Regions from separate parts of the Homo sapiens genome. Here regions 1, 3, 4 and 5 are each linked to region 2. A link is a loop called in an ENCODE intact Hi-C map of the cell type or tissue named here. Cell type or tissue: dorsolateral prefrontal cortex. All regions are shown on one strand. Links, peaks and the distances in the headings refer to the core of each region. The heading gives the core; the rest is flanking DNA. Region 1 overlaps AGAP1 (ArfGAP with GTPase domain, ankyrin repeat and PH domain 1). Region 2 has its middle 110 kb from the start of AGAP1. Region 3 has its middle 230 kb from the start of AGAP1. Region 4 has its middle 200 kb from the start of SH3BP4. Region 5 overlaps AGAP1 (ArfGAP with GTPase domain, ankyrin repeat and PH domain 1).

Region 1 (6,250 bases), core at 556-5,555, 170 kb after region 2:
CGTGGAGGACAGGGATGACTGGAGAGAGCTGGCGAGTGCAGCCTGCTGGGATGCCAGCTCTCACCTGGGAAGGTCAGCGTGCAGGGTTGCAGACTGCTTAAGCCTCCTCCTGTCAGAGGACCCCAGAGAGCTCCCCCAGCTACTTGGAGAGATGCTGTTGAGGTTGGGAGGCAATGCAGGGTGTTCATCAGCCAGCATGAGACCCTCGCTTCCAGCCTGTGCCTTTAGCCCAGCCTTGCTGTTCTAGATGGTGTTGGCAGCCTTTTTCACGTACAGAGTTGCATTGCTCCTCCGTCTTCCGCGTGCCTGTGGGCAGCTTTTGTTCCTTTGGATTACTTTTGTTTCTTTAAAACTCCTTGGCACCATCTAATTTTTTAAAAATGAGCCTAATACTGTTCACGTTTTAGCACCTGGCAAATGTATTGATACTTTACGAGCATTCACATGCATTTAAGAGTGCTCTTAGCAGTTCGCGTTCTATATAGAACTGTTTACACCTCTCAGGATTCTTACTCTAACAAACAGGTATAGACAACATCCTAGTTGCATCTCACCGCGGCCTAACATCCCCGGGAGCATGGGGATTAGTGGAGTGAGTGGGAGGACTCGCCCTGCGCAGGTGGAGGGTGATGAGAGGCTGGGGACGTTTTCGGATGACCACAGGTGTGAAGCTGTCTTCAGTGGTGGGGGAACCACCTGGGCCTTGGGCCTTGGCTCTGGTAGTCTCACATAACTCTTTGGTGTCTGCAGCTGTATAATATGATGGATGTCCTTGTATTGTACATTTTTAGGAAGGACGGGTAGGGTTGCTGCTTCAGAGATCAAGTGGCATGTCCACATCTGGAGTAGACCCTGAGTGGGGCAGAACCATCATCCTGCGTGCAGCCTGCACACTCCCAGCACCCGTGGCAGTCTTAGCAGGTGGATTATCACCGAGCACACAGGCAGCCCGAGGCACCTCCTCGTCACAGTGTTCTCCGCAGCCCTGACTGGCGAGGAGGGCACGTCCCCACGTTCATGCCCTGTACTAGGGTCCCCTCTGGCACTCTTTCTCTGGGGCTCTGTGTTCCCTTTGCCTTTTGAGCTCTTCATAAAATCACTGCCAGTGACTTCTCATAGCTGTTCGTCATTGGGAGTCACTGAGCATGCACACGGGCTGTCAGGTCCTGGTCCCAGCTCTGCCTTCCTCTCCTCAAATGCCATTCACAGCAGTGTCAGTGCCTGCCCAGAGTGTGCTAGAATGCCAGTTCTTGGGCCCCACCCCACACCTGCGACTCCAGACTCAGAGTTGATGAGGGTCTGCAGGCGTCGGTCTGGGAGCCACAGACAGGTGTGTTTGCCGCAGAGGTGCCGAGGGCCCAGCAGGACTGTAGCACAGGATCAGCACCATCCACACCTGAGGCGTGGGGATCTCCGGGCATGATGCGGAATGTAGTGACGATCGCAAATCCTTCCTGTGGCCAAAGAGTGAGCTCTTTGATGCTGATGAGATAGTGTTTATTTATTTTTATCTTATTTTTTTTGAGATAGAGTCTCACTCTGTTGCCCAGGCTGGAGTGCAGTGGCACTGTCTCGGCTCACTACAACCTCCACCTCCTGGGTCCAAGCAATTCTCCTGCCTCAGCCTCCTGAGTAGCTGGGACTACAGGCGTGCACCACCACACCCAGCTAATTTTTGTATTTTAGTAGAAATGGGGTTTCACCATGTTGGGCAGGCTGGTCTCGAACTCCTGGCCTCAAGTGATCCACCCACCTCGGCCTCTGAAAGTGCTGGGATTACAGGCGTGAGCCACCGCGCTCGGCCATAGATAGTGTTTCTTAAGAGTGAGTTTGCTTCTGAGGAAGAGAAGTGGGGGGTCGGGGGCATCCCACCTCCCTGGCCACCTCCAGTGGTGTGAGTTGGTTGCTTGATGTCATCTGAGGTGGGGCCACCCGGGAAAGGTCTTCATGTCTCACTTGTATGCCTTCTTGGATCAGGATTTCCAGGCCTCTGCATCTCTTGAGTTGATTCTGAAAGGGTGAGGAGAGAGGGGCTAGACAGATTTTTTTTTTTGAGACAAGGTCTCACTCTGTCACTCAGGTTGGAGTGCAGTGGCTTGATCATAGCTCACTGCAGCCTCAACCTCCCCAGGCTCAGGTCGTCCTCCCAGCTCAGCCTCCCAAGTAGCTGGGACTACAGGTGCGCAGCACCACACCTGGCTGATTTTTTTTGTAGAGACGGGTCGTCCAGTGATACTCAGATTGGTCTCTAACTCCTGGGCTCAAGGGATACACCTACCTCAGCCTCCCAAAGTGCTGGGATTATAGGCATCAACTACCATTGCCAGCCTGAGCTGCATGCATTCTAAGGACACTTTGTGAGACTAATTAAAACGTTTTTCTTTCCAAGGCACGTGGCAGGTGGGTGCTGTTTCTTTCCTGCAGGATGTTTGCTGAGCATTTGTGAGTGGAGCATCTTTAGGGAAAGCAGGACAAACCCTAAAAGACTTTCTCTGAATGTTACCTTTGCTCTTCACCTTGACTGGTAGATCCTGAAGGCGTAGAAAGAGGGTCCTCTGGAGAACACAAACTGAGCGTTGCTGGGCCTCAGGAGCTTCTAGTGATGCTGGAGGCGGCCACTGCTGTCTTTCAGCTGTGAGGAGCCAGGAGGGCGATCCCAGCTTTCTCCTGGTTAATTTTACCGTCTTTTAAAAAGGAAGTTCACAAGATTTCTTGAAAGAACTCTAGTTGGAGTTGTAGAGCTAATGTTTTTTTCTCTGGTCCCTGCCACCTGCTGGAAGGAGCCTGCAGGGAACTGTTTGTTGTGTGCTTGGCTGTTCAGTGCCCCATAACTGGCCGCGGTACTGCCACCCGCTGGAAGGGGCCTGCAGGGAAGTGTTTGTTGTGTGCTTGGTGTTCATTGCCCCGTAACTCTGGCCGCGGTAGTCTGGACAGGGCTTCTGAGAACCACCTGCAGTTCTGCTTATTGCTGGTGTTGAGAAATACAGTTTCTGCAGGAAAGAGAGAGACATTGGTGCCAAGAAATCCTATCGGGGACATTTAATAACTGGAAGTAGCTTAGGAAGCCAGGTTTGGAGTGCTGCCTTGGTGTCGTTATAATGCAAGTGGGATTTCATTATGTGTTTAAGGCTTGGCATTGTTGGAGGTCAGGAAGACCAACTAAGTCAAGTAGAGCCATTGGCTGCTTGAGTGCAGTGCAGAGCACTGGGAAATGGACTTCCTGGGAAGTGTGGGATTTTTTCTGCTACTCCTTCATTCACACCTGGATTCAGTTGCCCTCATGAGCTCACCCGCAATGTGTGTAGGGGGATGCTGCTCCCATTGGCCAGGCACTGGGGATGCGGCGTATGGGCAGGTGCACACACACCTGGCAGAGGTTTGGAGCTGGGTTGTGGGTGAGGGATGCAGAGAGGCTTAACCCAGAGAATGGAGGAAAAGGAGACCAGGAGAGTTCAGAGAGGTGAAGAGTGAGGAGAGAGCAGTGGCCAAAGTGGAGAGAGTTGAGTTTCAGAAAGCCAGCTGCAGAATGCAGTGCCTGACAGAGTGTGATGGGCCCCATCTCTCTCTGCTGAGCCGGGTTCTGACTCTGCAGAGCATTGGAGGCCTTGTTGTGGGCTCAAGGAGTGCAGAGAGGCAGCGCCTGCCTTGGTCGTAACTTCTCACACACATACATCCACACATGTGCATCTGATTGTGTGTGTGACACAGTGAAGGGTATGGGGACAGCCACATCTGGGTTTCAGTTTTCAGTCAGCTCCCTAGCTGGGTGGTTCCTCTGAGCCTCTGCTTTATTTCATCTGCAAGTAGCATTAATACTATAACTGAATATACAGTCAGCTACTCACCACTCGAAAGCCAGACTTGAGAGACAAGGGTTGGTGGGAGAAACAGCAGGTATATTTGAAAACCAAGAAGATGGTGAACTAACATTCTCAAGTACTGTCTTAAGTCAGTACAGATTTTAGGCTTTTTATATTAAGGGCTGGGGGAAGAGGAGGGGGTTGAGATCAAGAGATGACCAACGACTGGACATCTGGGAGGCAGTGGGGGTCAGAGGAAGTTGGGTTTTTTTTTGTCTTGGTCAGGTCACGATGTTCCTGTGAATTTTTAATAAAACATAGTTGTTTACATACTTCTCCTTTAATCCCACAGCTAGTTTTAAAAACTACATGATTGTGTTGCTAGGATTAGTTAAGAACTGATTTGAGGTCACTAGCACATGGTGAGTAGTTAGTAAACAATTGCTTCTGCTAGAATCATCATTGTCAATATTAAGAAGGCGAGTCCACGCATCTCTCTGGCCTGTTGGCTCACATTTGGGGGTGTGGCATTTGTGCGTGAAGTGGAGCCTGGTCCCTGGTGACCCAGGTACAGTTTACGTCTGGAGCCAGCATTTGGAAAGTTGCCTCCAGGGCCCTGGATTTGGAGGGAGCCAACTGCCAGAGTCTCAAGCAGGTGAGGGTGGGGTGCAGGAGAGGAGCGTTCAGGGCACCTCTGAGCACATGTGACATTCGTAAGTGGCACTCCTCATGCTGAGCAACTGACGTCGTATTTCCACCCGACAATGGCTTGATTCACTTGATAAGTGAAAGGAACTTCCACGTAAGGATCCCGAAGCACGGTTGCCTCCGCCTCCCACCCCACCCCGTGGTGCGGCGTGTGCCAAGACCAGCCCTCTGAGGTCAGCCCTCCTGGACCCCTTACTGGGTGGACAAAGGTTTTCTGTGTGACTCACCTCTGGCCAGAAATTTAGGGAAGCTTATTTGTAACTAATACCACCCAGTCACTGCAGGAGACCTGCCGAAGGGCTCTGGGGAAAGTGATCTTCAAAAATAGAAAGGTTGAGTGAAGGTAGGACTTTTGGGAGAAGCAGAAGGAGCCTATAAGACAGCACATTAATTTGGCAGGTAATTAGGAACTCTGATCTTGAGCATCTCATTTTAATTAGCGTGGTCCAGCCTGCCTTACGGTGCTCACGCTGAAGCAGAGAGTGGCCTGCTTAGCTGCTCCGCACCATTTATTTGGGTTTCTTATTTGGGAAGTTTGCATGTGACTGGGCCAAGTGACATTTGTTTTGAGGTCCCTCCCAGGGCCCAGGGGTGAGCTCTTGACAACCCCAGAGTAGAGATGGGGCACCTGTGCCCGGGCATTGATTTCCTGGGAAGGAAAGAAAACGCCAGGCCATGCTGCTGTGTTACAGCCCTTTAATCAGAAGCCCCTGCTGCATGTGGGCCTGCTGTTCCCAGTGCCTTTCAGGAAACCACCAGAAGGGCTCCAGCTTTAGGGAGGATGGTCCATTTACACGCCTGTGGTTGGAGGTTCCAAGTGCCTTGAAAAATGCCTTGATGCCACTTGGAGCTGTTTCTTTCTTCTCTTTCCTTTCCCTTTTAAAATCACGGAACCATTTCTTTCTTTCTTTCTTTTTTTAGACAGAGTTTCGCTCTTGTTGCCCAGGCTGGAGTGCAGTGGCGCAGTCTTGGCTCACTGCCTCCCAGGTTCAAGCAGTTCTCCTGCCTCAGCCTCCCGTGTAGCTGGGATTACAGGCGCCTGCCACCATGCCTGACTAATTTTTGTGTTTTTAGTGGAGACAAGGTTTCACCATGTTGGCCAGGTTGGTCTCAAACTCCTGACCTTAGGTGATTCGCCTGCCTTGGCCTCCCAAATTGCCAGGATTACAGGTGTGAGCCACGGTGCCTGGCCAGAATTGTTTCTTGAGTTTTTCAAACAATGCTTTCTCTCCAGCCAGTTCAATTGTAGAGGGTCCTGGAGAGGAGGTGGAGCAGTTGCCTTCTCAGCATCGTGGGGTGGGGCTGGGATGAGGAGAGCGCGGCCGCCAGGGTCAGCCTGGATGCTCCTAGGCAGAGGCACAGGGGTTGCTGATTCTTCTTTCCAGATGGATGTTTCTAAAGTCTTTCTTAAAGGAGCCAGAGGCTTGCCCGCCCTGCAGTGCCATCCTTCTTGCCGCTCCCACCCACTTCTGTGATGCACAGAACCTGCCGCCCTGCCCTGTCTCTTTGTGTTCGTTGGTCTCCATTTCTAGTGTCTGAGTAAAGGCAGTCCCCAGTCCAGTCTGCAAAGCCTGGCCACTTGCACAGGAAGATGCTCATAGATGGCTGGTTCCTGCCAGTGACACACGTGGACCTCAAGCAGGTGGATGGGTGGAGCTCAGGGAATAGGCATGTGGGGCACACTCTCCAGGCACATCCAGGGCTGGACTGGGGCCGGCATGGGGGTCACTGGCTGCAAGCGA
Region 2 (6,250 bases), core at 556-5,555:
TTATGTATCAACTTCATCAACTACAGAGTGCCCAGACATTTGGTCAGACATTATTCCGGGTGTGTCTTTGAAGATGTTTCTGGATGAGATCAGCATTTGAATCAGTCCAGTGAGTGAAGCAGACGGCCTGCCCTAATGCGGGTGGGCCTCATCCAATCAGTTGACAGCCAGAATAGAACAAAAAGGCTGACTCTCCCTCGAGTAAGGGAAGACTTCCACCTGCCTGACTGCCTTTGAGCTGGGGCATTGTTTGTTTGATTTTTTTCTGCCTTTGGACTCAAACTGCAACGTCAGCTCTTTTTGGGTCTCGAGCCTGCTAGCTTTTGGACTGGAACTACACTCTTGGCTCTCCCAGGTCTCCAGCTTGCCAACTACAGATCTAGGAACTTGTCAGGCCTCATAACCACATGAGCCAATACCTTTAAAAAATTATATACATATATATATATGAATCCTATTGTTCTGTTCCTCTGAAGAACCTTGACTTACACAAGCAGCAATAGGAAACAAACACGCTCCTTTCACAGAAGAGAGATCTACAATCTAGAGAAGCAAAGGGAACTTGACAGAGCTCACACAGTTTGTGTTAGGACAGGATTCAAGACCAGATGCCCTCCTGCAGAGCCTGGACTCCCGCCTCAGACCTCTTCACCATGTCATGCTGCTCCCACTTCCTTGCCTGCCGTGGCTCATGACCAATGTAAGATGATCATTGAAGATGATTGACTAAAGATGACAGCAGGCCCAGTAAGAGAATATCAGTTTCTTTAATGGCAAAGGGTACCCCACATCTGGAGATGCCTGATGTGCTCCAGATGCAGAGCAGCTCCTGACACCTGGCAGATTTCTCGCTCCTGGCGGGAGAGGTCAGCCACCTGCAGGCTCAGTGTGTGCTGCTCTGAGCTTCTAGAAAGCACATGCTGGGCCATCTCCTGCCTTAGGTAGACACCTGGTCCCCATGCCCTCCTCTATTGAGTGTCTCTGGTGTTCTTCTGTCAGTCAATCATAGTGCCAGTGACCATCATACACTCACCTGTTAGAAAAGAAAAGGGCCCAAATGATAATGAAGGGCTGGAATTTCTTCTACCACATGGATCTCTGCAGGACCAGTCATGTTAAAGACCACAATAAAGGCTAGCACTCCAGGGTCACTGTACTAAGACCCTCGTCCTGCCCAGTGCCAAGAGAAGTCAGTGAGAATTAAACTCTAAGAAGCCCCCTGAATTGGAGGAAATGCTAGCATTTGTCCTCTGAAGCTGCCAGCTGCATGAGTGCACAGCTGCTGGTTGAATTCCGTGGCTGAGGTTGGATGCCTGCCTGACCTGGCCTCGCCAATGCTGGGTATACAGCAGAGGGGATAGTCTCAAATCAGGCCATCAGAAGAGTGGTGGGCAATCTCAAAGAGAAGGCACAGCTGGGAAGAAAATTTTCCATCTGCCCTGAGTAGAGGGAGGAGAAATAGGTCAGGCCAGACAATGTAGGGGCTGTCCGCGGACGGTGATCTGAAAATGAATCACTTCTGTGTTGAGCAGAGGCTAGGTCAAATTTTCCAGAAAGGGCAGAATTCCCAGTTGGGTAAACTATTGGGACATAGAAAAGACACATCGTTGGCACAGGGGAAGAATCACTGAACTTGGAGATGAAAGATCTGCCAATTCCTGTGCGCTGGGTGGGTACCTTACCTAAACCATCTGAGTTTCAATGTCTTCAACTGCAAAGTGGGCCCATGAGATGAAATAAGAAAATCTGTTTTGCAAAGTTTTTTTTTTATTTTTTATTTTTATTTTGTTTTATTTTATTTTTTGAGACGGAGTCTGGCTCTGTCACCCAGGCTGGAGTGCAGTGGCGCGATCTCGGCTCACTGCAAGCTCCGCCTCCCGGGTTCACGCCATTCTCCTGCCTCAGCCTCCTGAGTAGCTGGGACTACAGGCACCCGCCACTGCCGCCGGCTAACTTTTTATATTTTTAGTAGAGACGGGGTTTCACCGTGGTCTCGATCTCCTGACTTCGTGATCTGCCCACCTCGGCCTCCCAAAGTGCTGGGATTACAGGCTTGAGCCACCGCGCCTGGCTGCAAACTATTCTTAAGATTGTATCCATTGATATTAATAAGGGCTAATTGTCTGGCCCATAGTACAGTTTTGGGGCAGTGTCTATTGAAGAATTCCTAACTTATCTTGCAAGGACTATTATGCACTTAGTGAAATTTAATCCCATAGCCATCCCATAAGTGGCCATTGGGAGCTCCTTTTACAGTTAAGAAGACAGTCTCTAGAGCTTCCAGAACTCGTTCATGTACATTCCAGTCCCTGCCAGGGGACAGTCAGCGTGTGATGGAGCGCTGGGCCTGTGCTTATCCAACCCCGGCTCCCCAGCTCCTTCTTCGCCTGCTGTTTTCCATCTCAGCCTCCTCTTCATGGAGGGGTGAAAGGAAACCAGCCCCTGCCCCGCTGATCCCCATTCACAGAGGCCGTTTTTGTGGCCAGCCTGGGCTCGACATGACCAGCGTGGCAATGTGGACCTCTCTCCGCCGGCGCTGCCCATGTCCAGGCCCCCGCGAGCGCCTCCCCTGCTTCCCCGGCATTGTCCGAGGCCTGGCGGAAGAGAGGCTTCCCAGTGCTTCCCGCGGCCTGGGAATGTACAGTGAAGTCACCAGCCTGCGAAAGAAAAGGCCTCTGTCTCCCGGGTGACGGGGCTCTATTCGGGGATGCGCATTATGCAGCCCTGGTCCTCACAAAGAAAGTCGCGACTGTTCGGGGCACGTCATCTGGCCTGGCAGCTCTGAGAGGGGACATTTCATTTCCGCTCTGCATGTTCCCTCCTGCCCCCTGAATGGCTCTGGGCTGTGTGGCCACACAGTGACCCACTGCCTTTCTGCCAGGATGGTGCGAGCCACCCAGAGAGAAAAGTCCTGATTAGCACTTTCCCACGCGTGCCTCAGCCTGGCCAGGCATCCGCCGCAGGCAGAGGCGTTCCTGTGGCTCTGGGGTCCACAGTGGCTCTTGCTCCAGGCCTGGACGACAAGCTCTTACAGGCAGTAAGAGACATTGCCCTGTCTTGGTTCTTGGGGATGAGACCACAGGAGCTGCGAGCCCTGAGTGGGGGTCTGGCTGTAATGAAGGCCAGCAAGGCAGATGGTCAGGGCCAATGCCACGTCCACCCAGCAAAGCCAGAACAGGGACCAGGCTAGCGGCTGGGTTAGTGCAGAGCAGACAGCCGATCCTAGAGGGGCAAGATGAGACAGCACAGATCAGACCAAGGCCAAGTCCAGCAGCAGTGAGCAAGGGGTGGACATGTCCAAAACAGGGAAGTCAAAGTCGGTCTTGATCAGCTTCTCAAATGGACTAAGGGCCACCTATGTCAGAATCACAAAGTGAGACTGTTAAAAATACACAATTTAGGTTCCTACCCCAGACCAACAGAAAAAGAAGCTGCAAAGCTCTGGCCTGGGAATGGGCATTGTAAAAAAAAAGAGTTCTAGAGGGGCCACTTGAGCTCATTAAAACATATGTATGCCTAGTGTTCCATTATTGGAACACTGAGCATATGGGAGTTATTTATTCCCTACTGCTCAAGGTCATTGCCAAGGTCTGATTGCAAAAACTCAAAAAATAGCAACCTCAGGCACAAATGGGTTAAACTAGAAAGAGGTGTGTGAAGAAAAGCTCATAGGTTGCTTTCTCTAGACAGTGGGAAGACTAGAACCGTATAAAGTATTTTTTAATCTCCCTTCTCTCATCTTATTATTTATTTTGCCTCTTTTCACTCCTTTTTAACCACCCCATCCTAGGCAACCAGGCCAATGGATAATATGCATCTTGTTATTTAGATGTAACCTTAGAAAGTGCCTGTTTCTTGGTGTGTACCTGTATGACTTCCACAAATAAGGTTGCCTTGCCTAGCTGCTTCTTAATTTTTTCTTTTTTTTTTCTTTTTTTTTATTTTTTTGAGACAGAGTTTCGCTCTTGTTGCCCAGGCTAGAATGCAATGGTGCAATCTCAGCTCACTGCAACCTCTGTCTCCCAGGTTATGCCAGGCTAATTTTTGTATTTTTAGTACAGATGGGGTTTCACCATGTTGGTCAGGCTGGTCTTGAACTCCTAACCTCAGGTGATCTGCCCTGCTCGGCCTCCTAAAGAGCTGGGATTACAGGCGTGAGCCACCGTGCCCAGCCTGCTGCTTAATTTTTTCATACTGCACAAAGGTGCATTCATGTGGCTAAGTGCACCCCTCCTCCATCGATTGGAAGGACTATACAGATCCCTGTGGTGTCTGCCACATTCTATCTCATCACCCCCCAAGTGATGGGTGCCCAGTTGTCTTCATACCCCACCACATACAGATAAACACACTGAGCTATGCCCTCATCGACACAGAGAAGATTGGTGGTGGTATGCGTGTGCATATAAATTCCACAGAATCCCACGGAATTCCAAGGGCATGCTTACCTGAACTCTTCCAGATTGATCTCTCAAGGAATGTACCAGTCTACCCTCCTAACATCAGAGCATGGGGGTCCCCGTAGGCCACAGCCCTGCCAACATGAGCACTATCCAGCTGCTATTCTTCCAATTTTTGCCAGTCTAATAAAGTGAAGTCTCATTATAGTTTTAATTTGCATTTCTTTCTGTAGGGGAGTTGAAGTATCTCTTCACATGATTGTTATTCTTTGAGTTTTTTTCTTCTGTAAATTGCCTGTTCGTATCCTTGTCTTGTTGGTTTGCAGTATTTCCTTACATATTCTAAGTATTCTTTCCTTTTCAATTACAGACAAATGCCTTTTCCCACTTTGATATATTTTTATTAATTTTATGGTGTACTTTTTAACGACTTGAGAAACAAATCACATACTGTACAGTTCACCCCATTAAAGTGCACAGTTCAATGGTTTTCAGTATATTCGCGGAGTTGTGCAACCAGCACCATCATCAATTTTGATAACATTTGCATCATCTCCCAAATAAGCCACATACCCATTAACAGTCACTTCCCAGCACCCTGTGCTATAAAATAACTAATCTACTTTTTGCCTTAATAGATTTGTCCATTCTGGACATTCCGTATAAATGTAATTATATAATACACGGTCTTCTGAGGCTGGCTTCTTTCACTTAGCATAATGTTTTCAAGGCTCATTTGTGGTAGCATTCATTAGTACTTCATTCCTTTTTTTTTTTTTTTTTGAGACAGGGTCTCACTCCGTCGCCCAGGCTGGAGTGCAGTGGCGCGATCTCGGTTCCCTGCAGCCTCAACATCCTAGACTCTGGTAATCCACCCACTTCAGCCTCCCAGGTAGCTGAGACCACAGACACGCACCACCATGCCAGGATTTTTTTTTTTTTCCACCGTGTTGCCCAGGCTGGTCTCGAACTCCTAGGCTCAAGAGAGCCACCTACCTCAGCCTCCCAAAATGCTTCATTCCTCATTGCCAAATAACATTTCATTGCTTGACTATACCACATTTTGTTAATCCATTCATCAGCGAATCGACTTTTGGGTTGTTTTCACGTCTTGGTTATTATGCATAATGCTGCTATGAATATTCATATATACAAATTATTTTATGGAAATATGTTTTTATTTCTCTCTTATGTATACCTAAGAATGGAATTACATAGTAACTCTGTGTTTCACATTTTCAGGAGCTGCCAAACTGTTTTCCACAGTGGCTGCACCATTTTACATTTCCGCTCGCAACGCGTGAGGGTTCCAGTTTCTCCACTTTCTCACCAATCCTAGGGATGTCTGTCTTTTTTATCACAGCCACCCTAGTGGGTGTGATGAGGCATCTCACTGTGTTTTGATTTGCATTTCCCTAATGGCTATGACATTGGGCATCTTTCATGTGCTTATCATCCATTTATACATCTTCTTTGGAGAAATGTCTATTCAGATCCTTTGTTCATTATTAAATTGGGTTTTTTTCAAGTATTAAGAGTTTGGTGTACTTTTTGAACAACAAAAGACAAAATCATCAATTTGATATAATCACATTGGTTTTCTGTTTTGGCTTGGTGTTACCTTATAGTTTGTGATATTGAAATTTTGTTTTAGAAGTCCTTTTCTTCCCTAGGTCAAAAGGATACACACACAATTAATTTTACAGTTTACCCTTCACATTCAGGTCCAACTGGATTCCACCTTTGTGTGTGATGCTGGACAGTAATCTAGTTTCACTTTTCTCCATAGAGATGGCCAGTTCTCCCAACACTATTTTCAAAATGGCCTGTCTTTTCCCATTGATGTATGA
Region 3 (6,250 bases), core at 515-5,514, 120 kb before region 2:
ATGAGTGAAAGAAAAGTGCTTTGAAATGTAAATTATATTCCAATATTAATTTGCTAGTATCACTCACTTATTTACTTGTCAGAATAACTTTTCCAAGGAGGAGACTTTCATGTCGGATTGTGACTTACAACAATGTCCAGTTTGATGTATTGGTGGAATCAATATGACAGAATCAGCAAAGGTAAAGTCCATGATTTAATCATGCCACAGCTTGGTGAGTAAATTCACTCACCTGTGACATGCATAATTTACAACTGCAAGTTTAATAACTGTAGTTCTCCGCATCAAGCACTTTAACAACAATTTCTAACAGCAAGCAATTTCTATGATATTCCTACACAGCCTGGAGTTTACTAACCAGCTCTCCTTTGAAAATAAGTATTCATGCAAACACCAAAATCCTGCGGGAAATTTCCCCACCCCTTTTGTTAAACAGACTCAGAAACTTTGATGGCAACACAGAGAACACGTACATATTTAATTTAAATGTTATAGTTTATATTTATAAATATTCTCTCACCTCTCTTATTTTCCTAAACCAGGGGATGTTGTTAACCAAAGGCTTCACATTCTCGAAAGCATTTGTGAATGTCCTGAGGTGCTTCTCTTTGAGTTGTGTTGAAACTTACGGCCTAGGTTTATACAACTTCTAGACGAAGGCTCAATTACGATATTCGAGGCAGGTAAGTCTTATCCCCTATACAATCTTATGATGCTGGTGTCCAAGCCATTGGAATAGCTTGGTGTGATGAGCCTGACCTGCCTGAGAGCCATTGAATCTACGACTGTGCCTCATAGACATTCACTTCCCTGGTTGCTCAACTGCTGTCTCCCCTTCCTTCCCCTCAATCTTCTCACATCTTGCTTTGTTTTGTCTTCCTTATCTCTACCCCACATTATATATGGCAGTATGCGAAAGCAGTGGACTCCAAACTCTCAGAGTCCTGGCTTAGTCAATGACTCTCTGGGTGGCCTCGAGGACCTTTTGTTTGGGTCTCATTATTTGCTGTAGCTCCGGTCTATAAAGTCACTGTGAACACTGAACTCGTGCATACTGAACCATTGCTCCTAAGGAAAACACAAAGTTAGGTTCCTGTGAGCCTCTGGTTACAACACTTTCCTCAATACACAACCTTGTTTTGTGTGTGTTTCCGTGTAAAGACACCTCACTTAGTATAGATTATTGATTCATTAACGTTGAACTCACAGCCAGCAGAGTTACAATGAATGCCTGAGCAGGGTTTACCTAACACATGTGTTTTTTTCCCAAGACATGTAACAGCCTTCTTGTGCTATGAATATGGAAAGTTCTTCAGCACTACCCTTGGGGGCCATTTTAAAGAGCAAAATCACCAACTAAAAGGACGAAAATGTTAAAAACAGGGCACTCGATAGACTGAAAAGGACACTTGTTTCCCGTAGGAGAGCTGAAACAAGAAGACAGTGTTGCCTTAGCTGACCTTAGTTGGAAAATGTGCACGGGAAGATTCAAATTGATCACTGCCCTGTCCATGTCTACTGGTGATCACAAGAGTGCCGAGTGTTCACTTTAGGATCACACATAAATGTTAGCAAGTAAGGCCGACTCACAAATACAGAATTGGCAAATAATGAGGATCTACAGCTATATTTTGTTTCTCCTCTTTGGCCTCAGCCTTCTTATTTGCAAAATATATTAGAAGAGGAGAGACCAGGGTCCCCTAAACCATGTTCCAGGGACCCTGGAGATGCGCTCCCAGGAGCTGGGACACCCACTCCTTCCTTTCTTCGCATGGCAGCCCCTCCTTCTGTTGCAGAGCTGCTTTCTCCCACTTGAGGTGTGTGTTGCTGCTGAACATGGATCTGCTGCACACGTCACCAGCCAGAGGTGGGCATTTGATCAACTGGAGCCAATCTGTGAATCTTGTCTCCCTCTCCCACCTTGACACTAGCCCAAGGGGGCAGAAACGGCTGCAGAGGAGCCAAGAGGGACCCTGGGAAGGAAAGCCACTGTTGTTTTGTCTGGATGGTAGTGCAAGGACACTGTGAGCCTCGCACTGCTGTCTCCTGCCTGGGAATGACGCCATCATGGAGGAAAACAGAGCCAAGACATGGGGTGAGGGAGGAGAAGAGAGGAAGCAATGCAGGTTCATAATAGGGTCAGTTAACTCTTCAGTCTACTCAATGAATACCTTTAAAAGAATATGCGGGGCTGGGTGCAGTGGCTCAAAGCTGTAATCCCAGCACTTTGGGAGGCCAAGGTGGGAAGATTGCTTGAGCCCGGGAGTTAGAGACCAGTTTGAACAACATGGTGAAACCCTGTCTCTACAAAAATTACAAAAATTAGCTGGGCATGTGTGCCTAGAGTCCTAGCTACTCGGGAGGCTGGGGTGGGAGGATCCCCTGAGCCCGGGAGGTCAACGATACAGAGAGCTATGATTGCGCCACTGCACTCCAGCCCGGGCAACAGAACAAGACATTGTCTCAAAAAAAAAAAAAAAAAAAAAAAAAAGAATATTCCATTACTTTGAGATGGATTTCTACCACGTGGGGAAAGCAAAACACCCTATTTGCTCACAAAGGCTGGACAAGTTGGAACCCATGTAGATGATCTTTATGATTTCTCTTTATATTTTTACATTTCGCCTTTTTTCTCCCCATAGTCCTCCTCTCCTTTACCCGCTAACATGGGATTGCAATTGATTGTTCTTTACTTTTTAAACAGCCACACACAGCATCTATTTACCCAAGTGATTAAAAAAGAAAAACAATTCCATGGCTCTGCAGTGCAGTCAGGGAGGGCTCAGGAAAGGAGCAGGCGCCGCGTGGTGGGACAGCGTGATTCCAGCGCCTCGGCATGTCTCAAGGAACAGACGACTGTTGTTCGCCCTGGCTCGCTCTGACTCATCCTTCCTGTAACTCTCGCTCTTTTGATTCCCGCGTGGCATCCTCTGGGCTGTCTTTCTGATACAGAAGCCGCCGGATCTGGCACAGAGCTCAGCAGCTACTGTTCCCATAGACTCCCCTGGAGCTGTCATAAGACATGATTTATCGAGTGGAGAGCCGTCCCTCTCAAATCACTCCAGCATTTCTAAGCCAAAGACTTTTCCCCATCCACCAGGGCTGTGTGACATCATCTTTTTGACCTTCGGACCCGGAAGATCTGTGCTCATCCTCAGAAGATAGGCGTACTGGGTCTAACATTTACTTTCTCCTTTCTATTCTCTGACCTGCTTTTCACCAACGTAGAACAGGGGCTACCATCTGCTGAGCCTGTACTGTGTGTGTGTGGCAAGTTAGATATGTCAATTCAGTAAATTATCACGAACCACATAAAATGTAGGTATGTTTTTCAAGGTTTATAGATTAAGGTACTGAAACTCAGAGAGGTCAGGTGACTTGCCCAGGGTCACACAGCTAAAGATGACAGAGCTAGAATTGGAACCCAGTCCTGTCTGACTCCAAAGCACACAGGTTATCACTACTCCACAGGTGCCCTCTGCTGTGGACCACAGGGAGAACAATTGCTCCTTTGCTTTGAAGAAAGAGGAAGGAAAATTATTGTAGGTTTGCAAAGAGTTCATCTACATTTTTCCCCTCAAAGAGGGAGATTCCTTAACCCAAATCGTCCTCACTGTCACCCTGGCTCAGCTACTTGGCTTCCAGAGACACCAAAGTTAAGTGTGCACATTCTCAAATAGGTCTCCTGTTTTTATTTTGTGCAGCAGGCAGGGAGGGGAACTCTTGGCAAGGAGCCCTTCTTTGACAGTAGCCTGGGCAGAGAGAAGATCAAGGAGGGACGCGTGGGTATTAGAGTGGCAGGAACAAAGTCCACACCTGTGCCGCCCAACACAGCAGCCACTCACCCCGTAGGGCCGCTGGGCACTGGGAAGGGGGCACGTTCAAGCCAAGCTGTGTTGCCAGGGTAACGCACCCACCAGGTTCCAGAGATTGTGTATGAAAAAGAGAATGTAAAATATCTCCTCGATAAATTCTTTATATTGATTTTATGTTGAAATGATATGTTGAATATATCAAGCTAAATAAAAATAGCATTAAAATTAATTCCACCTGCACAGCAGGAGGTGCGTGGCGGGTCATCGAGCATGACCACCTGAGCTCCGCCTCCTGTCAGATCAGCAGCGCCATTAGTTTCTCACAGGAGCGCGAACCCTGTTGTGAACAGCACATATGAGGGATCTAGGTTGCATGCTCCTTAGGGGAATCTAAATAATGCCTGATGATCTGAGGTGGAACAGTTTCATCCCAAAACCATCCTTGTCCCCCTACCATCCATGGAAAAACTGTCTTCCATGAAACCGGTCTCTGGTTTCATGTAACCCTCTTACAGGATTACAAGCTGTGGGAAGGGAAAAATTCAGAAGAAAGAACCCTCAGGATAGAATAGTGTGCTTTTTATGAAATCCTTAACTATCCAGATGGGTACTAAATTTATAATACTCGTAACGCTGCTGTGATGAAGAATCTGTAGCAAGCTAGAAGGAAATATATGATTAACGTCAGAACCTAATTAAGGCTGTAAAATAATTGAATCAATGGCGTGGCCTGGAAGCCTGTGCTGGTATTCTCCAGCAGCCCCTGCAGGTCCAGCCTCCCTGTCTTCACCCTGAGTCTGCTTCAGCAGACAGCGTGGGCTTGGCCAGCTGGAGGCCCTGGCAGGAGATCAAAGGGCAGGAAGGGAGAGGGGCCAGCATGTCAACTCGCTTGGCCCTGCGTTGCTGGGCCAGGGGTTGGTATGGCTGCCTCCCCTCCCCATCCACTGTCAGATGGCCACTCCTAGAGCCACAGCTGGCTCTCCAAACCAATTCCTTCCATTCAGCCCAGGGAGCTTCATCACACCTTGCTGCCTTCCCTGAATCAGGCCCACTGTTCTCTCATTACTGATCTCAAAAAGTTGAGCGAGCCAGCCAGTCCCAGCCTATCCCCAGCATCACCCGCAGTGGACCCGAAGCCTAAGGTGAAAGTACACATTTTGCTGGTGAGGTAAGTTCAACCATGTCCCAAACAAACCAGAGAAAAAGCAAAGGCAAACCAAGAGCCCAGCAAGCATGGACTTCGGAGCAACCAGAGAGAGCCCCGTGCAGAGCCCAGGAGGGTGAGTGTGGGAAGAAGAAGGGCGGGTGCTTCTCGGCCTAGCACACCTGGGTCTCAGCTGCACCAGCTCTGGCCATCTGTGGGACCGTTTGCATGTGACCCACCTGCCCAGGCCTCATTTTCCTCATTTGTAGGATGGACAATGTCACCTGACACTGTTGGGAGAAGTGGCCCACGCATACCTGGCCCAGAGCAGAGAGATTGCTGAGGTCCACTTTACGGCTCATTGATGCCAATGGGCAGATAAGATAACCCTGGGGAACATTAGCCCTAGTGCTCCTTGGAGCCCAATCCTAGGAGTCAGGAGAAGCAGGTGGGAACATCAGCCCTGGCGCTCCTTGGTGCCCAATCCTAGGAGTCAGAAGAAGCAGGTGGGACCTGCTCCCTCCACCTCAGCTGGCCTCCCTCCCCACCCGGCACTAGAGCAGGGGCGAGCCATTGGGTATCCTCCCTTGCGCTCCCCAACCATCTCCTGGGGTGAGCTCAGGGAGCCTGCAGCTACTGGGACAGGGGCCCACTGGCACCTTGCTGGCCCCTACTGCCAGGCAGGGTACCATCAGCCAGCTCGCTCCTCCCAGGGAACTGCCTCTTCTCCAGCAGCCTGGAGTCCCCCACTTCCCAGCCCCATCGTCCTCATCCCAAGCCTGATCCCATTGTGTCCTGTGACTCCTTGTCCCTTGTTGGGCACCTGCATCTGTCCTCCCTCCTCAGCCTCCCATGCCCTCTGCATCCTGCACTCCTGCTGAACGAATGACCCAGGCCTCCACTTCCCATCAGAACATCCTCTGCAACACGTCCCTTACCGGCAGGCGTCACTCCCTGAGCTCACCATTTCCCTGCAGCCATGCTACGTGGCTGCTGCTTAATGTCTCAGAGGCCCCTTCTCTGAGACAGGGTTGAGACCTGGGGTTTGCACCCCCTCTGCCTTGACGCATCCAGCCCAGTATTCCTCCCACTTGCTCATGGCCAGATGAGGAAGGGAAGTGGCACCACTGGGCATTTGATTGAAAGCAGCAAAGACTCCATGACTCCCTTCCCACACTGCTGCCATTGGCTTGGTGGACTTTGACTGCAACCCTGCCAACAACCCCCGTTCTCCTGGCTTCCCTGAGCCTCTCACCTCTGATGACCTTCCCCACCTCATCTTTCACTCTCA
Region 4 (6,250 bases), core at 894-5,893, 240 kb before region 2:
CTTGTGAGGATTATGGGAACTACAATTCAAAATGAGATTGGGTGGGGACACAGCCAAACCAGATCACTTCCCACCCCAATCTTACCAAACTATAAATTACTTACTGTTATATATGTGTATATATATATAATTTCTTATCTCTTTACTATCTCCCCTCCCCTTCTTTTCAGTTGCTCCTCTCTAGAATCCTACACAAGCTTTTACCCAAATACTACCATTTCAAGGGCCAGCAAAGTCCTTCACTAAAGGACAAAGTCTTCCTTTGCTATTCTACTCTACAGTCATCTAGGCTCTGACCTTTAGCCATTATCAAGCATCTGGCTTTAATCTTTTGGTTGCCTAATACTGCTAATTAGCTTTTCACAAGTTTTGACATCTTCCAATTAGATTATAGGCTCCTTAAAGGCAGATTCCTGCCAGGTGCAGTGGCTCATGCCTGTAATCTTAGCACTTTGGAAGCCCGAGGTGGACAGATAGCTTGAGTCCAGAAGTTTGAGACAAGCCTGGGTAACAAGGCAAAACCCCATCTCTACAAAAAAACAAAGAAACAAAAAACAACAAAAAAATTAGCCGGGCATGGTGGTGCACGCCTGTCATCCCAGCTACTTGGGGGACTGAAGTGGGAGGATTGCTTGGGCCCAGGAAGTGGGGGTTGCAGTGAGCTGAGATCTCACCACTGCATTCTAACCTGACCAACAGAGAAAGATCCTGTCTCAAAAGAGCAAAAAATAAGGCAGATTCCTTTATTCCATTTTTTCTATTTTCCTCATGCACCTACATAGTAGATGCTCTAAATGTCCTGGTTTTGAAAAGTAATATAGTCAATCCCCCGTGACTCAACATATACATTTTAGTGTTCTCTAAAGATTTTTCTAGAACCAATCTATGTTATTTATATAAACATGAATATTCTGCTAGCCCAATAAATCTTTTGAGTGTTTCGTATCAGAACTTATGAGCTGACTGTGTCCCAGCCACAGGACTGCAGCTGTTCATCCTGTGGGATTTTGACCTCAATGTTGTAAACAAAATTTGGATCATTCTTCTGATTTTTCTCAAAAAGTTCATCCATGATGCTCTTCCTTTTGGCAAGCTCCTTGTCATCCAGTGTGTTCAGGTCTTTTCCAGGATCAATGGTTGTTTCCGGTCCAATTTGTCCCATTGTTTCTGCCCAACTCTGCCTCCACAGGTAACCTTGTAAAAAACCGGATAGCTTCTCTAGCTGCCTCGGGAATCCTTGTTACGGGTAACTCTCGTGTCGTAGGTTATTCTTTAGCTGTTCAGCCGCTTGCGTGCAACCTGAAAACTTTGAAAAATTTTGAACTGGCAGAATGCGCGAGCGAATTCTCCCCTTGAATTTCATTCTCGTAGATTAAGATGCTAGCTGGAGGCTAAAATCAGATGCCACACTTCTTGGCAGCGCACATCATTCCCACACACACTTCAGAGGATATCGGAGGAAATCTGATGAAAATGTGTAAGTTGCATAATGACTTCCTGCCTTGGAAAAATACAGAAAGGGCATCTTCTTCTGCAGGCCAACATCTATACTGCTTGGAAGGGGTTGCTCCCACCCAACAGCAATGCAAAGAGGAGCACCTAAGTAGACTTTGAGGCTGGGCAGAGCCTGGTACTGCAGGAAGAGACAACGGCCTCAGTCCTACTGATGTGGCTGGATGAACTCCCTGGAAGTAGAGGTGGGGCCGGCACAGGGCACCATATGCTGGCTCCCATGATGGCATGCATGGCTTCAGAGTCCTGAGGGGCACTGGTTAAGCTGTTTCCACAGCAACACCCAGGGCTCACCAAAATTCACCCATTCTAAGTGTACAGCTCAATGAGTTTTTTGACAGTATACAGTATATAGTCACGCAACCACCACTTTCTATATTCAAGAAATAGAATGTGTCCGTTCTTGGGAAAAGCCCCTTGTGCCTCTTGGTGGTCCTCCCTTCCCCTCTGCTCCCAGGCAACCACCGCTCTGCTTTCTGTCTCCGTAGTTTTGCCTTCCCTAGAGAAGTGAAATCACACAATTAGACACTCTTTCACTTAACAAAGTGTTGCTGTGTATCAGAAGTGTGTTTCTGTTCACCTTTGGGTAATATTCCATTACATGTTGATACCATCATTTGTTTTTCTGCTCCTCAGTTGATAGATATTTGTGTGGTTTCCTATCTTCGGCTATTATAAAGGAAGCTGCTACAAACATTTTGCGTATGACTCTCTGTGTGTTCGTTTGCTTTAATTTCTCTTGGATAAATACCTAGGAATAGACTTGCTAGGTCATGTGTCAGTGTATGTTAAACTTTATAAGCAAGTGCATAACTGTAAAAGTTATATAGATGACACATGGCTACTCACATTTAAATTAAATAAAATAAAAATTTAAAGTCACTTCCTCAGTTGCAATTGCCACAGGTCAGGTGCTTCTCACTAGCCACATGCAAATATGTATGGGATAGCACAGCATGGAATATTTACATCATACAGGAAACTTCCATTGGACAGCACTGGTACAGAATTTAATATATTGGGTTTCAGAACAGAAATACTTGTATTGATTTGGGCAAAGGATATTTTACAAAGCCATGGATAGCCTTTCTCACTATTGTTTATATGAACAATAAGACGCTTGCCAAGTCTAGGCAAAGAGGAAGCATCCCATCTTGTGTTAGCTTTGTGGAAAAAAATATTAGGAGCAGCCCAAGGACCAAAGCATCTGACAGCCTGAAGAAGTGATTGTTCATCCCGTCACAGCTGGCTGTCCATGTGGGGATACCACCCACAGGGACCCAATTTCCTCCAGACCTTGGCAAACTCCTGTCGACAGCTCCAAGACCCAAGGACTCCATAGAATGGAGAGGGGGCTCTGCTCACGGCTGGGAAAATGCCAGGGGCCCCATGACAGGTGACATAATGAACTGATTGGAATCATTATCTCAGAAATAAGCTTTCTCCATTGCTTCTCAGATGGTGTCTTCATTCATCACTGATAAGAAAGGACATGGAGCCCAGCTGAGAGAGTACAAGTCACCCATCCACCTTCACACCTTCAAGGCTTCCAGTTCCAGCATCCTTGACTCTGTTTATGGATGAAGACCTTAGGATTTGGCAAATAGAATTTTTTTTCTGACCATGGTCCAGATGGGCTTGTTTTACCTTGGCTTTTTTACATGCGGTTCCAATTTCCTGGCAGCTGGGGCTACTGGTGAGGAATCAGGACCCAGGACAATCAGGGGCATTGACTGTGGGCATGGTTCAGTTTCTTGTGTGTGGTCTCGCTCAAGAAGGGAGGGCACATCACTACAGAAGGGTTTTTTGTTACCTCTGGGGCAATGTTGTGTTTTGTGAAAGAAAGTATTTTAACCACACATTTGAACAAAGCTGGCAAAACAATAGTTCCTCTTGTGGTCTTCCATTAATCTTCTTTTATGTAAGGAGAAAATCGGATGCCTTAATGATGTCATCATTTGGCCTGGAAAAGAACCAATGGAGTTAAAGGGCCCCATTGTTTCCCTGACACAGTGGTGGAAGAGGAAGAGGCATTTGCTTTTACTGTTCCAGAGAGAAGAGGGCACGTCTGCAGCCCACCACCCATAAACACGCTGGAATCTTAACACTGGGAGGATTCGCCAGGAGGGCTTTGTGGACATAGTCTTCATTTCCACAGAGGCTCCTCCATCTGTCATCTGCTTTCTTGTCACCCCCCAAATAAAAAGAGCTCAAATTTGTTTATGGTAAGTCTACTGGAAAGTCCCTTCCCATAACCCTTCACTCTATGGTTCCTTTCTCTCTTCACCTTTGGTGGAAAAGTGAATTAGGGCAATAAAGCAATAAAGCCATCTTCTGAGAGGTGTCAGTCAGCCAGGGAAAATGTGGGTGTGTTGTAGATACTTTGCAGGAAGAAGCTGGATGGTGTGACAAGCCCATTTTGGGGGAAGAGTATCAGGGTTAACTGCTGCCCTTCCGGGGCAATTCTGCAAAACTAAAATCTCCATGGACTTTCTGAGCAAGGGTTCCTGGGGCAAGGGATGAGAAAGAGAAGACAGATGTGGCAGAAAAAGAGAGGGACACCAAATCATGTAGACAGGAGACTCCCAGGCACCCATCCAGATTTAACTCTGTGTGCACAAAAAGCTGCCTTGATGGCAAAGTGGCAGCTCACAAATGGCCCCACAGTGTGACTATTTACGTCCAGTCTCTACATGCCCTTGCAGAGACGATGTAACCAGCAGGGTTACATAATTGACTTTCAGTAGAGGATGCAAAAGTGATCCCAATGTTTTGCCCTTTCCTCCACTCATGCCTTTTGCAATGTGACTTTGCACTCTTTCCCTCAAGAGTTGGAGTTCATTTCTATGTTCCTTGAATCGAACTGGTCTTTTGGCTTGCTTTAGCCAACAGAGTGGGGTGGAAGCGACTGAGTTCTGAGTCTAGGCCTCAAGATGTTTTGTACAATTCTGCTGTCTCACTTGGACCCTTGCCTCTACCGTGAAAACAAGCCCAGGCTAAGTGGTTAGAAGGAGAGAGACTAAATGTATGTATGGAACAGAGAGAGGTGAATCTTCCTAGCTGAGACCAGGCTAGACCAGCTATCATCCAGCCTGCTTACAGATGTACCAACAAGTCCAGTGGAACCTGCCCAGGCAAACTCTAGGCTTGTAAGGAATCATGCATGATTGTTTCTTTAAGCCGCTAAGTTTTGGGGAGGTTTGTTACACAGCAGCAACTAACTGATAACTCTTTATAAGAGATATTGAGGGTAAAGAGATTATAGATGAGATAAAATCATGATAAAAGCCAAACGACAACAGCACTGGCTTGTGCATAAGCTGTGGATACCATGAAGCAGAGCCCTGGGGTGTGTCCTCCCAGGCTTGGGAACCAGTAGTTAGTGAGGTTGATTATGGCCCCCACCAGGATGGAAGAGGAGTGGGCTTTGGCCCTGGAATCTGACAGGAGCAGCAGGGAGGTCAAACTGCAAGGCACTCGAGCCTCTCCATCCAGCTTGGAAAAGAGCACTTTCTTTAGATCCTTGACTCAATCAACTCCCATCTCTAAAGCCAGCACTCAGACTGCTGTGAAAGTGAGCATTCTCTGGCTTCCCTACATTATGCAGCCAATCTGTAAACTAGATCATCAGCACTGGGCAATTTAAAGTTTACTATAAGAATAACAAGCATTTATTGAAACAGATGCAGACTATTAAACCACACCACTTAGAGAAAAGAGCTGTTTAACATTTTGGTGAGCTTCCTTCACACATCTCACAGTGTACAAACATACACATAGAGTTTTAATAAATGCAATCCTAAGATTCAAATTTATGTTTATTTTCCTAAAATTGCAAAATTGGGTGGGACTGGTGGCTCATGCCTGTAATCCCAGCAATTCCAGAGGCTGAGGTGAAACGATCACTTTAGCCCAGGAGTTGGAGACCAGCAACATAGCAAGACCTCGTCTCTACAAATAATGTAAAAAGTTAGCCAGGACCTCGTCGCTATAGATAATTTTTAAAATTAGCCAGGAATGGTGGCAGGTGCCTGTAGTCCCAGGTACTCAGGAGGCTGAGATGGGAGGATTGCTTGAGCCCAGGAGATTGAGGCTGCAGTGAGCTGTGATTGCACCACTACACTCCAGCCTAGTGACAGAGGGAGACCCCATCTCAAAAATAATACTAATAAAAATAAATAAAATGAAGTTGCAAAATATCCCATGCTTAATGTAGACAATTCAACGAACAAGAAATGTCTGAAGTTAAATATGAAAGTTCTCCTCCTCTCTAAGTGTGAATTTCTTTCAGTGTATTCATTAAAACATTGTTTCCTTTGTAATTTTGCTGTATGTTCTGTGTTCTAAAACACTCACTTGTTTTTCAGCTACATCCATTTAACTACCAGTTAGTCCACCAAGTTCTTGTTTAGATTGTTATTATTGTTTTATTGTCTTTAATTTCTAAAACATGTTGACTATCTTCTCTTTGATCATTTTCTTAGCAGTCTGTTCTTCTTTCATGAATGGAGTATGGATTCTTAAAGTTTTCTACAGATATTCATTAGGCTTATAAAAATGTCTTTTTCTTTCTTGTGTGGACCACGTTTCCTTGAAAACCATTTGCTTTGCTTGCCACTTTAAGCCAGTTGATTTCCCTCAAATGACTCATGATTCCTGTTGTGGGCTTTTATCTGTCAATGAAGATCTCAATTTAATCAGTATTGGTAACTGTTGTGAGCATCTTTTGAAAATATGA
Region 5 (6,250 bases), core at 628-5,627, 190 kb after region 2:
TTTTTGGCAGTGTAGTTTCTCTTTTAATAGCTGTGATCAGATTATACCTTTAAATCTCTTTAAACACTTCCCACCACTGAAGTCTTTGGTTTCCTTGATTTGATAGTTTTTACCAGGCTGTTCAAAAAGTCAAGCAGTGTTCTTTTAGGTCCTTTTTGGTTCTGTGCGACAGTTAATGAATAGTCATGTGCATTTGACCCCTAAAAGGAAGGTCTTTTGCTTTTTAAAGAGACTGTATTAAGAGGAATAATGGACCAAGTACACCAGGAGGGAATGAACGAGAAAAATAAAAGAAAGAAAATCACACAAGACCAAATAACTAATTTTGAATATTTTCTGAGACCTTTGGTTTAGAATCTAAACTTTGTTGAGGCTGGGCGCAGTGGAGCACGCGTGTAATTCTAGCACTTAGGGAGGCCGAGGCAAATGGATCACTTGAGCTCAGGAGTTCGACACCAGCCTAGGCAACATGGCAAAGCCCTGACTCTTCCAAACATACAAAAATCAGCGAGGCATGGAGGCAGACACCTATGGTCCCAGGTACATGGGAGGCTGAGGTGGGATGATCGCTGGAGCTTGGGAAGTTGAGGGTGCAGTGAGCCACGATCGTACCACTGCACTCCAGCCTGGGTGACAGAGTGAGATCCTGTCTCGAAAAAACAAAAACAACAAACCAAAAAAAAAGGTGACATTGAGAATAAAGAGATGGTGGTTGGATTTGTGGCTATTTTTCCAGCTGCTCAATAGTTGTACAAAATGTAGCTTGATATGATGAGTGTTTCCAAAATTCCTAAATTACATGTCATGTTTGTTGATTATTTGTATATGTTTTAATGTGTATTAAAAAGACACCAAAGGTGTGAGTTCATAAATATTAATACTTAGGATAAACTTAAGATTTGAAAGAATTTAAAGTTGAAGAGAGTTGAAGTAGGTGATAGTTTAGGTGGTCTTTGAATGTGGCAGAAGCCACAAAGGTGGTGCATGAAGTTTGGGAAAAGCTGAGCCGAGGAAACTGGAAGGCTTTCTCCTTTAAGGACCAGTGTGATTCTAGGCTGTTGAATGATATCTTCAGATACCCGTTTGTCCTGTTGCTCTGCCTCCTCCGTGAGCTGTGCTCACGGGTGGCCAGGTGTTTGACACTAGTATCCAGAGACAAACTCAGACATGCGCCCTGGGCTCTACTCCTGGAACCTGGGAGAAAGGGCTGCCGTAGGGAAAGGTGTGAACGCACAGGTTTGCATGCCTAAAATTATAACACTTTTTTATTGCAAAGGTTCTTTTCAGCTTTTTTCTTTTCAAGTAAATGGAGATGTGTCTTTCTTCTGTTTCTGGTGTCCTTTTTCTTTCCGTAAAATAACCACCTCTTTACTGAGATTGGGGAGGGAAGTCTGTCTCCATTGAATTGTCTGCTGTCGACATCAGATAAGACATTCCCTTCTGTTCTGTTTTCAAAAGAAGATGATGTGAAAAAAAAGTGGCATTTTTATGAGACGTGTTGTCCCCTCACATAACTTCTTGGATACCTTTCCCTTGTCCTAGGGACCTAAGCCTCTCTGGGTGTCACTGTCCGTGCACAGCCTGTGATAAGCCGCTGTGTGGCAGAGACCAACTGTGGGTGATTTGTCGCTCCCCAGAGCCCGGTTGCAACAGGAGGAGCCACCAGGCTGGGAGGGCACCAGGCAGGAGGCTGGGTCCATACCTGGCGCAACCCTGGGCCTCAGGTTCCCCAGTGGCAAAGGTAGGATAGGGGCTTTGGTCGCCTCTGTGCTATGAGTCTTTGTCCAGTTTGTCAGTCACCATATTCGTTTTACTCTCCAGTCTTTTCTATAAAAGTGTTTGGGGGCCAGAAGTTGTTAACCTGGTTCACTAGAAGCTAATGCATTGATTATTTTTGTGTGTGTTGTACTCAGCACGTGCTTCTCAGTGCGCTGTGTCCTCATTTGCTGTTTCCCCTGAAGTTTGACGAGTATGGTATATTCTGGTCACCAGGCAGGTGGTGCTTGGGGAATATCTCCTCTCCGTGTGCTGGAAGCATTGCCTGATTTTAATGAGGTGACTCACTGCAGCTGGTTTTAAGAACTTTGTTGCAGGTATTGGTTGACTGCAGTGTTCCCAAGTGGTCGTGCTGTGCCCTAAAGGCTGCTAGAACCTCAGGGGCCGTTGAGGGCAGGTTCGAGTCCCGCAGGCAAGAAGGTGGAACTCTAGAGAGGAGGGGGATGCCTTGGCCTGGGCCCCCTCTGAGGGAGGACTGTCGCCCCTGCTGCTGGGAGCATCATTAGCTGCAGCTCCTCATGGAGAGATGCCCAGCGTAAGGGTACATCCTGTCAGACCCTCTTCCCGTGACTGTTCTTCCAGGGTGTGAAGGGCAGAAAGGTGGGGCCATCTGGACCCATCATGGGACAATTCTAATGGCCTCTCCATTGCTCCCTGTTGGGTTGGCGAGATGGCCTCAGGTTTGCCTGGCAGTTCAGCCTCTCTCTGGCCAGTTCTGCTTCTTCCCCTCCTTCCACAGGTATCCATCTTCCCTCCATACCCCAAATGCCAAACTCTACCTCTGCATCTTCACCAAGAAAAGCATTTCTGTTGTCCTGAAATATCAGGCCTTCCTGAACCCCCTTGTACCTCTGTCCAGTGGAAGTAGAATGCCAGCCACATACGTCATTTAAAGTTTTCTACTAGCTACATTAGAAAAAATAAAAGAAACAGATGAAATTAATTTTAATAAACTGTTTAATCCAACATATCCAAAATATTATCCTTTCATTGCAATTATCTGGAATTTGTGGACGAGGTTTGCTATAATCCTGTTTGGTACTGATGCTTTGGGTGGTGCTGTGTAATGTTCATTCATCGCACATTTCAATTCGGCCACATTTTAGTGCTCAGTAGCACCTGTGGCTGGAGCTACTGTATTGGGCACCACGGCCTTAGGGTTTTGATTAAAACCCCATTCTCTTGACCTTCTGCCCAAAGCCTTTGCCAGATGAGACACTGCCTCTCGCTGAATGCCTGCTTGGAGCAGAGTCCTGTGTTTGTTTGGAAATGATCGGAAGCTCCTGTGTCCCTGGTCGCTTGCTGGAGTCGGTGGGAGCTGAGAGTCCCTTGCTGCCCGGAGCATGGCTGTGTGGCTGCCTGACTACATGGTTCTTCCCCCGGTTATTTTTGTTTGGGCAGTTAACTCTGAGCATTCGGAACATTCGCCGAGTGGAACGTGTGTGTCGTCATCCCCTCGAAGGCTTGGCTGATTGAGCCAGTAAACAAAAAGTGCATTCAACACAGGCTTGTCTGCTGGCCTCCCCCGGGAGAGAGAGTAGGTTTGCTATTCCTGAAATGTAATCCCTCCTTCAGCGCTGCACAAAAGGCCCATGTCTGCTCGCTGGGACCTGATAGTTCGCCTTTGTACGGATGAAAAAAACCAAACACTGAGCCTGGTCTGAGCGGGGCTGTTTGTTGAGGCTCCTGATGCAGACAAGGGAGCAGTGTCTGCACAGGGGGTCTGGATCGCACCCGACACCATCCAGGTGCCTGCGTGTGCTGGTCCCGCCATCAGGACTTCCCCTCGTGAGGAGCTGGGTACCACTGTTATCCTGCCTGCTGGTCTGAGGGTCCGAGCGTGATTGGGAGCAGAGACAAGAGTTCCAGGGCGAGCCTCAGTTCTGGGACCACCATTGACCAGTAGAGCTATAAAGGACTTGGCCACCAAGGTTGGAGCTGAGCCCCCCATGTCATGAAACTGCCACTGTCAGAGCCAGCCTGAGCTCCACGGTGCCCGTCTCCTACCTGCACTGTGCCCCCACACCTTTGTTGACAAGGACCTGACCTCTCCTCAAACTACAACCTAAGAACCACAATGCCTGTTCCCCTTACCTGCCCCCAGGTGTCCTGGGAGAAGTCAGTGACATGATTAAGACCTTTAAAAATGATGGTAAGCATGTGCCAGTGTGAATGTACTTAGTGCCACTGAGCTGCACACTTAAAAGTGGGTAGAATGATGCATTTTGTGTGTATTTTGCCACAGTTTAAAAAATTACAGACTGGACGCAGTGGCTTATGCCACCCCAGCACTTTGGGAGGCTGAGGCAGGCGGATCACTTGAGGTCAGGAGTTTGAGACCAGCCTGGGCAACATGGTGAAACCTCGTCTCTACTAAAAATACAAAAAAATTAGCTGGATGTGGTGGTGTGCACCTGTAATCCCAGCTACTTGGGAGGCTGAGGCAGGAGAATTGCTTGAACCCAGGAGGCGGAGGTTGCAGTAAGCCGACATTGTGCCACTGCACTCCAGCCTGGGCAATACAGCGAGACTCAGTCTCAAAAAAAAAAAAAAAATTTTTTTTTTACAATAAGCTATTTAAATAAACATTTGTGTATAGCCCAATAGTTTTTCACTGTTGAGGGTCAAAATTTTACCTTTGTCTACCTATCTGCCTGTCCCTCTAGCTGTCAGTCACACAGACGGATATAGATATGTAATTTGAATTACTTCTGTTTCTTTCTCTTTGCTAGTCTAAGTCTTAGAAGAATTAAGGGTTTTCTTATTACTGGCTAAAGTTAAAAGGTACCCAGTTGAATCATCTTGGAAAGAAAACCAGGAAACCAAATTATCACCATGAAGCAGCCTTCCCCAGCTTGTGTCACAGTGGAGCGCTCATTTTTGTGGCTGGTTTACTGTCGTAAAACTTTCGTATAAGGGCGCACTGTGTCAGCCCCTGCCCACTGAGGGCTTCAGAAATGAAAGGCAGTTCTATTTATGCCCAGCTGGCTTCTGCAGAGCCGGGCTCAGTTTACCAGGCGACACTTTTGCTTTAATCCTTCCTGGTGTGACGTAACCTTTCACTGTCCTTCCCATGCCCTGAGGTCTCCAGCCTTTTTGTTAAAACAAAACAAACCTTATTTGGGCATGATCAATACAGCTGTGGGTTGCAATCCCAGGGGGCGACTTGGCTCTTTTGTTGTTGTCGTTAAAAAATATTGAGGCAAAATTTACATAACATAAAGTTAAGCATTTAAAAGTGAACACTTGGCCAGGCGTGGTGGCTCACACCTGTAATCCCAGCACTTTGGGAGGCCTAGGCGGGCAGATCACGAGGTCAGGAGATCGAGACCATCCTGGCTAACACAGTGAAACCCCGTCTCTACTAAAAATACAAAGAAATTAGCCGGGCGTGGTGGTGGGCACCTGTAGTCCCAGCTACTCGGGAGGCTGACACAGGAGAATGGCGTGAACCCAGGAGGAGGAGCTTGCAGTGAGTGGAGATGGCACCACTGCACTCCAGCCTGGGCAACAGAGCGAGACTCCATCTCAAAAAAAAAAAAAAAGTGAACACTTACTTAGCGTATGCACCACATGGTGTAACCACCCACCCGTCTAGTTCCAAAACAATTTCATCACCCCCGCCCAGGGGAAACCCCATGTTCTTCAGCAGTCATTGCCCATTTCCCCCTCTCCCTAGCACCTGACGACCGCCAGTCTTCTGTTTCTGTGGGTTTGCCCATTCTGGACATTTCATATAAACAGAACCATACAACATGTGGCCTTCTGTGACTGGGTTCTTTCCCTTAATATAATGTTTTTGAGATTCATCGAGGGTGGTAGCATGCATTGGTGCCTCATTTCTTTCTACAGCTGAATGATATTTCATTGTATGGAGGGACCACATTTTGTTTATTCATTCATCTGTTGATGGGCGTTTGTGTCCATCTTTTGGCTACAGGGAACCATGCAGCTATGAACGTGCGTGTACAGGGATTTGCTTGAGTTGCCATTTTCACCTCTTTGGAGTATATCCTTAGGAGCTGAGTGGTTGCTTGGAAAGGTAATTGTATTTGACTTTGAGAAGAACCGCCATACTGTTCTCCCCATCATTAGTGGTGAGAATGAAGACGTGCCGGCCGCTTACATTTTGTCGGGTTGATTTCTTCATTTTCTTGCATCTCCTTCACAGTGGCAGTGCTGGCTTTTCCCTCGGTGCTTGTTGGAGGCAGTGGGGGAGGGAGGGTTGGGGAGGGTGCGCTTTCTACTCCACCATTCTAGTGTCTTCTAGAGGTAGAGTCGAGTGTATCTGAGAGTGCTTCTCTCTTAGAATAAATGACATTAACATATGAAAAAACAGCTACTTGTGCCTGACTATGGGCATTTTCATGTACAGGAGTTCTTGAAGCTGAGTTTATTGAGAATGGTTTTGTTACCTGCTGATAGCTATCTTTTTGTGTTTAGTTCTTTTTGACTTCTTTGGCCTCTAATGTTT

What was found. A loop is a pair of places that touch in the nucleus more often than their neighbours do. Peaks named below come from ENCODE experiments on the same cell type or tissue, not always from the same donor. Only the 100,000 strongest peaks of a DNase experiment are listed, where the experiment ranks them.
Region 1: it touches region 2 in a loop (1.9-fold over the local background); 2 of 110 quality-filtered maps call a loop at or near these places.
Region 3: a loop joins it to region 2, with 2.2 times the contacts of the local background. A loop is called at or near these places in 2 of 110 quality-filtered maps.
Region 4: a loop joins it to region 2, with 3 times the contacts of the local background. A loop is called at or near these places in 4 of 110 quality-filtered maps.
Region 5: a loop joins it to region 2, with 2.4 times the contacts of the local background. A loop is called at or near these places in 2 of 110 quality-filtered maps.

The regions. Positions count from the first base shown.
Region 1 is chr2:235,549,270-235,555,519 of GRCh38, forward strand. All of the region lies in intron 1 of AGAP1 (ArfGAP with GTPase domain, ankyrin repeat and PH domain 1), which reads left to right. Among named protein-coding and RNA genes, the nearest start is that of TNRC17, 34 kb to the left of the region's middle. In dorsolateral prefrontal cortex, for the core only: CTCF peaks have their summits at 2,815 (motif pointing left) and 3,014; a DNase peak (open chromatin) is centred at 2,842; H3K4me3 peaks cover 998 bases.
Region 2 is chr2:235,382,163-235,388,412 of GRCh38, forward strand. No RefSeq gene overlaps it. Among named protein-coding and RNA genes, the nearest start is that of AGAP1, 110 kb to the right of the region's middle. In dorsolateral prefrontal cortex, for the core only: no CTCF peak of the experiment used is centred there; DNase peaks (open chromatin) are centred at 1,326 and 2,659; H3K4me3 peaks cover 1,066 bases; H3K27ac peaks cover 2,888 bases.
Region 3 is chr2:235,260,894-235,267,143 of GRCh38, forward strand. No RefSeq gene overlaps it. Among named protein-coding and RNA genes, the nearest start is that of AGAP1, 230 kb to the right of the region's middle. RefSeq lists enhancers at 2,732-3,026, 2,752-3,046. In dorsolateral prefrontal cortex, for the core only: a CTCF peak has its summit at 2,757; a DNase peak (open chromatin) is centred at 2,888; H3K4me3 peaks cover 1,122 bases; H3K27ac peaks cover 3,561 bases.
Region 4 is chr2:235,146,071-235,152,320 of GRCh38, forward strand. It overlaps the pseudogene CEP19P1. Among named protein-coding and RNA genes, the nearest start is that of SH3BP4, 200 kb to the left of the region's middle. In dorsolateral prefrontal cortex, for the core only: a CTCF peak has its summit at 3,529; DNase peaks (open chromatin) are centred at 2,871, 3,221 and 3,591; H3K4me3 peaks cover 710 bases; H3K27ac peaks cover 3,067 bases.
Region 5 is chr2:235,574,470-235,580,719 of GRCh38, forward strand. The region is part of intron 1 of AGAP1 (ArfGAP with GTPase domain, ankyrin repeat and PH domain 1); the gene reads left to right. Among named protein-coding and RNA genes, the nearest start is that of TNRC17, 60 kb to the left of the region's middle. In dorsolateral prefrontal cortex, for the core only: no CTCF peak of the experiment used is centred there; DNase peaks (open chromatin) are centred at 1,615 and 3,252; H3K4me3 peaks cover 1,879 bases; H3K27ac peaks cover 4,033 bases.